Linked DNA regions of Homo sapiens: region 2 is linked to region 1. A link is a loop called in an ENCODE intact Hi-C map of the cell type or tissue named here. Cell type or tissue: chondrocyte. All regions are shown on one strand. Region 1 overlaps TIAM1 (TIAM Rac1 associated GEF 1). Region 2 overlaps TIAM1 (TIAM Rac1 associated GEF 1).

Region 1 (5,000 bases):
TTGATCACCGTGCTATTGTGTGTTCCTCCAGGGTGGGTTGCTTGGATTCTCTTTATACTTGCCCCAGCATGGCTATAGTGACTGCCATGGCGTGCCTAGTAAATGTTAGCTGAACGAGTGGCCACACAGCCCGCCAGAGTCAGCTTTCCTGAGTCCTGTCTCAGGGCACCTGTCCTTGTTGGTTACCCCCATTGGCCTCCTGCCTGCTCTCTGCCGATTCAGATTTTACCTCTCCTTCAGAGTCAGTTCAAGTCCACCTCCTCCCGGCTGTCTTTCTGGACTGCCCCAGCCACTGTGATTTTTGCCCCTCGGAACCAGTGTTCCTTCTCAGATGATGTTACCCTTCTGAGCTCTCCCTGAAGTAGGATCATGAGTCCCTGAGACCTGTGACTGTGCCCTGTGCCTCATGTGCCACAGTGTTAAGGGATTCTTTTTGGGATTAAAACCCGGTCAGAGCTGTCCAAAGAAATGTCAACGTTGCTTCCAGGTTCTGTGAGCAAAGGAAAGTAATGAGGTTAAAGAGCAAAACTAAAAAAAAAAAAAAAAAAAAAGCAAGGGGCAATTCTAAAAATTGTTAGCCCATTTCTGTGTGAGCCTGTGTGTGTATTTTCACACTGCAGCTGCTCAAGTTGAGTCATAGAATGGATGTGTCATCTCTTGGCTTCAGGCACAGTGGCTAGCCCATCTTCCCCCCGGAGGGAGTTTAAGCACATTTATGTGATGAATAATGTGGATTCTCCCCCAGTACTTCAGATGTAGTTCAACAGATTTCATGCAAATGGTAGGTGAAACATGTCAAGCATCTTTTGTCCCCATTCGAAAGATAACAGAAATATGTCCCAGCAGAGTCAGTGCGCTGAGTCTTAGCTGATGGCCGGCCGAACGCTCCCCAGTGGCGTCTGTCTTCACTTATTCTGTCTTGGACATCTTCTGCCTCCTGGGTGCGCCCCCGACATTGTAAGGCTATGGAAGGAGGGCTAGGGCTGGAAAGGAAGATGCAAACATTGAGCACCTACTGTGTGCCTGGCATACTTCTGCTTTGTGATCTCTAACAGAATACATGATTGCACCTCACAGCCCCTCTGAGCCTGTGCGTATTCTCATCTCCAAGTCTACTTGGTGGAACCTAGGTAGCTTGACTAAAATCACTCTATTGTGGCAGTGACCCTGGAGTTGAACTGTGTGTTATCTGATTTCTAAACTCGTGACTGTTCCCACACATCTTGACCTCCGGTTGTGAATATAAACAGAGACATTTAGATGAGCATGTCTAATGGTCATATTAACTCTAGAATTTGGAGACTCTTGAGTTTCTTTCTTTTTTCTTTTTTTTTGGAGACAGAGTCTCGCTCTGTCACCCAGGCTGGAGTGCAGTGGTGTGATCTCGGCTCACTGCAACCTCCGCCTCCCAGGTTCAAGCAATTCTCCCACCTCAGCCTCCCAAGTAGCTGGGATTACAGGTGTGCACCACCATGCCCAGCTAATTTTTGTATTTTTAATAGAGACAGGGTTTCACCGTGTTGGCCAGGATGGTCTTGAACTCCTGACCTCAGGTGATCCACCTGCCTTGGCCTCCCGGGATTACAAGCATGAGCCACCGCACCTGGCTTGAGTTTATTTCTGATCTAAATCTTTTCTACATTAGCCAATTCCTCCTAGCATTTCACTGTTCATGAGCTTGTTGAAGTCATTATTGTCTGAAATACCATGTTTAGGTTTCACTTTGTGGAGGGTGGGGAGGGTGAGGTAATATTTTAAAAACTGCAAAATTAGGGATCTCATTTTATTTTTAGATGTTGGTCCACAGGTGAAACGTATCAGGCTGGTTCTTTGAACACCCTCAGGAAAGTTAAAGAGATGGATGCTTCTCTTTAGGAACCGGGAACCTCTCTGGTTAGACAGAGGACTCTTCTTTCACTGTTTTTGTTTTGTGGCACAAACGGCCTGGGATGTGGATGCCTTGGGTCTGATGCAAGATACCCTGGAGGCTTCCCTGGCCTGTCCTTCTCCTGCCCATGTCGCGTAAACATTGGCATGGCAGGGACAGATGGCCACTCCGGGAACTCCTTGGATGTCACATTTGGTTGCCTGGGTTGGGGGTCGGGTGGTTGCAGCCAGTCTCCACTGTGGGGAGGAGAGGCTGACTGGGAAATACTCCCATGGCAGTGGGTAAACACAAGCTCACCTCCGGAAAGGCTGGGCGCCCTGGTACATGTGCAGGCTGGGGCGGTAATGGAGTCAGATGCACATAAGTGTGTTTAGCTTGGGAAGGAGCCAGTCTGCTCAAAGCACACAGCCTTTTCTCTCTGCTCCGAACTGATGCTCAGCAGAGTTCGGTTTGCTTATGGGGATGGGAATGAACCATGTGGGGGCTGTGAAGGGAGGGATGGGCTGCAGATAACTACTTTCAGAGCTAGAAAAAAATTCTTTCCAGAGGCCTGGGTTAGCTTTACTGGAGGCGCAGGTGAGGGTATCTGAAATCCCCGGAGAGTCAAGATAGCGCAGTTAGGTGCCCTTATCAGTGGGATTTTTTTGCTGATCAAACAGCATCAATATGTGTAATGAGGACTGAAGCATTGATGAAGAACAGCCGAGTGCAGTGTTTCCTGCATAAAATCCCATCGATTCCGGAGGCTGAGCAGGGGGAGAATCCCTTGAGCCAAGGACTTTGAGGCTGCAGTGAGTCAGAACCACGCCATTGCACTCAAGCCTGGGCAACAGAGTGAGATCCCAAGTCAAAAAAAAAAAAAGGCGGGGAGGTGGGGATAATAAAGAAACAGCACCCAGGTGGGGAGGGCTGGAGGCAGCAGAATCCCTCTTCAAAGAAAGCACAAGAGTTGACATTAAGTGAAAATAAAATGGATTTTTCGTGGTTTCAGCTTTAGAATGGAACACTAGGGGCTGTTGCAATTGCCTGCATGCAAACCAAGCGTGGGGTTGAATCGAAGTGGAAAAGCCTATAGCCATAAGCGTTGATTGGAAGCGTTTCCGATTTTCACCTCTACGTAGTAACTGTTGCTATTTATCTTTCTAATGTATTTGCAGAAGTCTCAACAAGCCAAGGTAAGGTAATGTATTCAGGTTAGGAGAGTGACATCTAGTTACTATGCTTCATATTAATTTTTTGGGGGGGAGGGTGGTATGGTTAGCTCATTTATTCATTCTTTCAACAAATCATTTGTTGGGTAGCTATGAATATCATCTTTGGGATACAGTGTAGAATATCATCTTTGGGGTACAGCGTAGCTTACAGTGTAGAAGGGAAGAAAAGATATACCATCAAGAATTCATAAGTGTTCAGGCCAGGCGTGATGGCCCATGCCCATAGTCCCAGCACTTTGGGAGGCTGAAGTGGGAAGATCACTTGAGCCTAGAGATTCGAGACCAGCCTGGGCAATAAAGTGAGGGCTCATCTTTACAAGAAAATAAAAAACTTAGCCAGGGTGTGGTGGTGCATGTCTGTGGTCCCAGCTACGCAGGAAGCTGAGGCGGGAGGATTGCTTGAGCCCAGAAGGTTGAGGCTGCAGTGAGCCATGTTTGCGCCACTGCACTCCGGCCTGGGAGACGGAGCCAGACCCTGTCGCAAAAGAAAAAACAAAAAGAGAGTTCATAGAAGGGTTCAAATGAGAGGTATAAACTAGAAGTTTAGAAGGGTTCAAATGAGAGGTATAAACTAGAAGTTTGATAAATTTGAAGAGTCAGGACATTTAATCTTCAAAGTAATCCAATGAGCTGTTAATATTCCAGTTTTACTGCTGAAAAAAACGGAGTTGGAGAGAAGTAAAGTGCCTGGACTAGGCTCAGCAGCCCCCAGGCGGACAAACCACACCTACCCAGATCCTCAGCCCTCGGGGCAGCTGAGAAACCCTAGCCTCTGTGGTCCTGATTTCCCTGTGTTGGTAGCTCAAGTAGTGAACAGTGCATCTACAATCTTTAATTCATTTATTTATTTAAAATAAAAATTGCTTTTGAGAGATGGGGTCTTGCCATGTTGCCCAGGCTGGCCTTGAAATCCTGACCTCAAGCAATCCTCCTGCCTCAGCCTCCTGAGTGGCTGGGACTGCAGTCATACATCACCATGCCTGGTTTATTTAGTTCTTTTTAAGAGTTGGGACAGAAAACCAATGTGGACTCTTAGTGTTTCTGCTTCACCTTTCTCAATATTTAGAGGAATCTAGTTTGGGCAGATGTCTGATGAGCCATTTAGTCATGAAGAGCTCTAACCAACAGACTTTTTTTTTTTTTGTAGATCATTGGAGGGTGATTTTAATGATCACATACATAGTGTGAATGTGAGTGTGGGTGTTTTATCGCGAGTTCCCTGGTGGTGGTTTGAGCATTTTCTCTGGGTGGTTCCAGTGGCAGTGTTGATACTGCTAGAAATGGTTCCTGCTCAGGGCACAGTGGTTTTTCTCTTTTGGTGAAAAAAAAAAAAGTTTTTTTGAGTGAGGTGAGTGAGGGTATTTCTGGTAAGCTCAGTCATGTATGTTTAAACAAAATGATTATCATTATTTGCTAGTTAGTATTTCATTAATATGAAATATGAGAAGGTGAGCACTGGGCTAGAAAGAGGTCAGGAGACCAAAGTTCTTATCCTGGGCTCTTCCTGACTCTTCAACCTTAGTTGAGCCTGTTGCTCAGGGCTGTGAGTTGCATCCTTAGGTTCCTTGAGTGTATAGAAATTTCTCTCTGTATAGTTGGCAAAGCCTGTAATATGGATATTATGTACCAAGACTCAACTTTTAGCTTGATAGTGCTGCATTATTTATTTACACATTATTTATTTGTTTCTTTCAGTCTCAGATGCCGTGGCTGGATTTTATATTTTTGGTGTTGTATTTTAAAATACCGTGTTAACTTGTGGTTGTTTCCTTTTCTTTCTTTCCTTTTTACTCCAGGAGTAGGGGGTTTCATGTAGGATGAAAATGAAAACTAAAGAAAAAATAGGATCTGGAAGTAATTTTGAGAGCAGAAAAATTAAATAAAATGGGAAAATATAC
Region 2 (5,000 bases), 51 kb after region 1:
CGGCTTCCCAAAGTGCTAAGATTGCAGGCATGAGCCACCAAGCCCAGTCCTTTAAATATTTTTATTTTAAAGAAATAGACATGAGGTCTTACCATGTTGCCCAGACTGGTCTCGAACTCCTGGGCCCAAGTCGTCCTCCTGCCTCAGCCTCCCAACATGCTAGGATTACAGGCATGAGCCACTCACTGTGCCTGGACCCTTTAAATATTTTTTTAAATCATTAACTTTAAAATGCAATATTCTTTGCTGCACTGCGATGTTTATTTAGTCTTTGATTAAAATCCTTCTGTTAGGTTATGCTACCTAAACACATATCAAGGTTGATGATATTCATAATATCCCCCTAGCAATGGTGCAACACAGGATCCTATTACAATTTCACTTTTTACATATGGAAACTCTTATTTCCCAACTATCATACTTGCCCAATACCTTTTAGTTATTAAATTAAGTTGCTGATCAATGATATACACACACTTACATACTTAATATTTCTAGATTCTCTTTCTTCCTCTCCACTTACAATGTCATAGCCTTAAAAGCTTTCTCATTATCTGGAAGACTGAACTCTCTCTTTTATTTTAATTAATTGATTAATTAATTAATTTATTTGTTGAGACGGAATCTCACTCTGTGCCCAGGCTGGAGTGCAATGGTGTGATCTTCGCTCACTGCAGCCTCCACCTCCTGGGTTCAAGCGATTCTCCTGCCTCAGCCTCCCGAGTAGCTGAGATTACAGGTGTGGGCCACCACACTCAGCTAATTTTTGTATTTTTAGTAGAGACAGGGTTTCACCATGTTGGACAGGCTGGACTCTTAACTCCTGACCTCAAGTTATCCACCCACCTTGGCCCCCCAAAGTGCTGGGATTACAGATGTGAGCCACCATGCCTGGCGTGAAATCTCTCTTTAACCATGTTCTGTTAAAAGAATTTCATGCCGTCAACACAAGTGCAACAGCAGCAGAGACAGCCCCAAGGTGAAAGCAGCAAGTCCATGGGGGGAGTGATTCTTTTTGGATGGGCCCTTTAGGCTCAAAGCATCCAGGGACAACAAGGCAGATTTTCACACCCCATCCCCGTGACCTTTCCAGCAGTGCTTGGGATTATCTTCTCTGTTGTCTGGATGCAGGCAGTCCCAGCCCTTGTTGCCAACAGGCTTAGTTGCCACCCTGGCCTCTTGAGTTCATGGCCTCACCGCCCCCCCCACAAGCTCTTCCCTGATTCCAGAGTGGCCACACCCCTCTGTGTGCGAAGGCAGCTATGGGTTGGGAATTGGCTTGGGGGGGTGGCTTGGGGAATGAAATCATAGCTGATGACCACATCCTGTTCTGCTTCCTGATGAAGGAAGGGGACCTCTTGATATCCTGACTGTATTTTTGGCTGAAAGACTTTCCTCTTGGCTGCATGGTAAGGGAACAGGTTAGGGGAAGCCAGGCTGTAGGGGTCAGAGGCCATCAGGGAAATTGCAGGTTGCACTTTCGTGCTTTTGGGTCACTGGGGCAGGTCTGGAGAATGTCTTGGAGGTAGACAGAAGCTGCTGAGTCTGAGAGTCCCTTGCGGTGCCTTTTTCCCTGACTTCCCATGTTGGGCCATGTCCCTTGGAATGGAGACTCCCTTGTCTCCAGGCTGGCTCAAGGCTGAACTTCAGGCTTGGAAAACAGAGAATTAGAACCAAATTCCTCACTTTGGGAAGCCAAAGTGGGCTGATCACTTGAGGTCAGGAGTTCAAGACCAGCCTGGCTAACTTGGTGAAACCCCATCACTACTAAAAAAAATACAAAAAAAAATTAGCCGGGTGTGGTGGCACATGCCTGTAGTCCCAGCTACTCGGGAGGTTGAGGCAAGAGAATCACTTGAACTTGAGAGGTGGAGGTTGCGGTGAGCCAAGATCGCACCACTGCACTCCAGCCTGGGTGACAGAGCGAGACTCCATCTCAAAAAAATAAAAAATAAAAAAATTCCTTTCCTGGAACTTCAGTCTTTGACAGTGAAAGAGGAGCTCTGTTTACCCTCCACCCCCCCTGCTGTGTGTCCTAGGAAGTGTGGCTTCCTCCTGTGCCTGTTGCAGCTTCTACAACTTACATGGGAGTGGGAGGCAGCTCTGTCCAAGGGAAGAGACCTAAGGGTGGCTCAATTTTGGAAAATGAGTTGTTGGATAAAGTGATTTGATTTTGACATCTCTTCTAAACCAAGGTGTTGATATGTTCTTGAGGCGATTATTTTGGTGTGCGGTTTAAGGATTATTACTCTCTTATGTTTCATAGGAGGTATGAAAACACTGAGAATGAATACTGTCCTCTCCCACTGTCTTCTTGCACGAGCTTAGATTACCTAGTTCTCTCACAGGGAACACCCTGTACGTTAAGCCACAGTGTGGTGAAATAGCAAAGGACAGATCTAAGCATTAGAAGTTAATGACATTCAGCTCCATTTCTATTTTCTTTGGGGATCAAATGTTCTACCCTGCCTTACGATGTAAGCGTGCTTTTTTGATGTGACTGAAACTTGGAATTTAGGAGCCAAGAGCGAGCCCAAAGCTGTGTTCTAGCATTCCATGGAAACTACTCTTGGAGTGTTGGGTGGAATTCCCAAGTGTTCAGTAGCTTTGCGGCTTTAAGAAATGGGAAAAGGGGATGGGCGCGGTGACTCATGCCTGTAATCTCAGCACTTTGGGAAGCCAAGGAGGGTGGATCACCTGAGGTCAGGAGTTTGAGACCAGCCTGACCAATATGATGAAACTCCGTTTCTACTAAAAATACAAAAATTAACTGGGCATGATGTGCGCTTGTAGTCCCAACTACTTGGGAGGCTGAGGCAGGAGAATTGCTTGAATCCCGGAGGCAGAGGTTGCAGTGAGCAGAGATCATGCCACTGCACTCCAGCCTGGGCGACAGAGCAACACTTCATCTCAAAAATAAATAAATAAATAAATAAAAAAGGGAAAGAAAAGAAAGAAAGAAAGAAATGGGAAAAGAGATGCTGCTTGGATTTTGGAGAAAGCACATGATTCTCATGGTGTGTCCTGAGAAAGTTATTACATCCATTTCAGCGAGCTGGGGCCTCATTTGAACCATTCCTAGAGTCAGGCTGTATGAATATTTGGGAGATTTGGACACTGGCCATGTAACACAGCCCTTGGGGGTCTGGTGGCTTCTAAACCCTGTTGGGAGGAAGCTTTGCAGGAAGTGATGTGGTGTCAGTGTTGCAGTATGTTGGCAGCTGTCAGTCAAAGGTGTAGTTGCAAGGTGATAAACACCAAGAACTTAGGGGAAGTCTAAAGAGCACTTTGGCCTGATGCCATGAACACAGTGCCAGCCAGATAGTAAGCTTTCCATAAATGGTAGCTCGCCCTAAGTTGACATACATAGTAACTTCACTTTGAAATGTACCGACTTTACTTCTAAGAAATATGGTAATGTCTGTCCTGGCTGAACCTGTTGATTAAGTATTGTCAAAGATTTACCGCTCTAAAATTAAAGTTATGATTTTAGATAGTTCCCAACTTGTGGTTGACTTAAACATATTGATTGTATGAATCTGTTCTCTTGCTTAGTTTATTTAGGATATATTTGGATACATTAGGAAGTAACATTGCCCAAAACTAGGGCAGTCTGTGGATATGGAAAGTTCTGGGGACTTTTTAATAATTTTCTGATTTGGGTGTCTTTTTATACCTGCCTTTGAAATATGGTGGGGCTAAAACTATTTCATTCATGCTTTATGGAGTAGGAACTTGGGGCCCTTATCATGGCTCATTCATCTGTTCGGAGGGATTGGTTTTTCACTGGGAGTCCTGGCCCTGCCCCAGGGCCGTCAGTGGGAAGGTAGGAAGCTTTGTGCATGAATCCTTATTGCTATCTCAGCTTTCACAGAAGCCAGACAGACACACCCTTGGTGAAAACAGTGGCTTTACACCAGATGGGGTGTGGTCATCTGTCAGCATGTCCCAGCTACAATCAGCTGTGAGCCAGAGAGTCCATCTCAAGGTCACCCCCACTCAGTCATGCTTCTGCACTCCGTGGAGGGCAGGCAGTGCTCAAGAAGAATTTCCTGGAAGGAACACTGTCTGTCCACTCTGCAGCAGTATCCTGCGTCTTCAAGACGGCTGCTTGCTGCTGAATTGCGGTTTTTAAAAAAATAATTTTCAAGACAAGAAACATTCCTATGAAATTTGTCACTGAGCCTCCGTGGAAGGATGAGGTCTAGAGCATTGCTCATCATATCACAGTGGCCTCAGAGGAACACCAGTGGAGATGCCTGTTTGATCCGAGTACCAAGAACCAAGAACTTTTGTGCTTCCTTTGAGCCATCGATTTGGACATTGTGAAATTTACAACTGCCATGTTTTTCCTATTTGACTTGGCTGTTATAAAGCTTACTGTTAAATGGAGCTAGATGTGTAGCTCAACAGGATATTCATGGTTACCCTCATTCCTCCTATTACTTTTTAAATTGTGTATCCTTAGAAGTCATTCCCAAGTTTTTTCTTAAGTAACAGTTTAAAAAGTGATGAAACTTCTTTAATTTCTGAGCCACTTAAAATTTTCTAATGTGCTAGATCCATCCATCTACATCCATCCATCTGCCCATCTACCATCCATCTATCCACCTACCACCCATCAATTATCCATTCACCATCCACTATCACTCTATCCATCCATCCACCCATCTACCATTCATCCATATCTCTATCTCCATCCACCACCCATCCATCCATCTACCATTCATCCATATATCTATTATCCATCACCGTCTGTCCATCTATCCATCCATCCATCCATCCATCCATCCACTTATCTGTCCATTCATCTACCCATCTACCATCCACCTATTTATCTGTCAGTACTGATTTGGGGTCTAAGTATGACTGTTAAAAGCTAAAGGCTGTTGGTGCTTATTGCATATGAAATACATGTTTAGGATTTTGATCCAAGACTTCTGCCCCCACTGTTTAAGCTCAATGTAAAGGAAAACCTCCTGATTGTCATTAAACTACTG

Evidence for each region. A loop is a pair of places that touch in the nucleus more often than their neighbours do. Peaks named below come from ENCODE experiments on the same cell type or tissue, not always from the same donor. Only the 100,000 strongest peaks of a DNase experiment are listed, where the experiment ranks them.
Region 2: a loop joins it to region 1, with 2.3 times the contacts of the local background. A loop is called at or near these places in 5 of 110 quality-filtered maps.

Annotation. Positions count from the first base shown.
Region 1 is chr21:31,332,040-31,337,039 of GRCh38, reverse strand. All of the region lies in intron 2 of TIAM1 (TIAM Rac1 associated GEF 1), which reads left to right. Among named protein-coding and RNA genes, the nearest start is that of TIAM1, 9.7 kb to the left of the region's middle. In chondrocyte, no CTCF peak of the experiment used is centred here; a DNase peak (open chromatin) is centred at 2,156.
Region 2 is chr21:31,281,475-31,286,474 of GRCh38, reverse strand. All of the region lies in intron 2 of TIAM1 (TIAM Rac1 associated GEF 1), which reads left to right. Among named protein-coding and RNA genes, the nearest start is that of TIAM1, 60 kb to the left of the region's middle. In chondrocyte, a CTCF peak has its summit at 2,039; no DNase peak of the experiment used is centred here.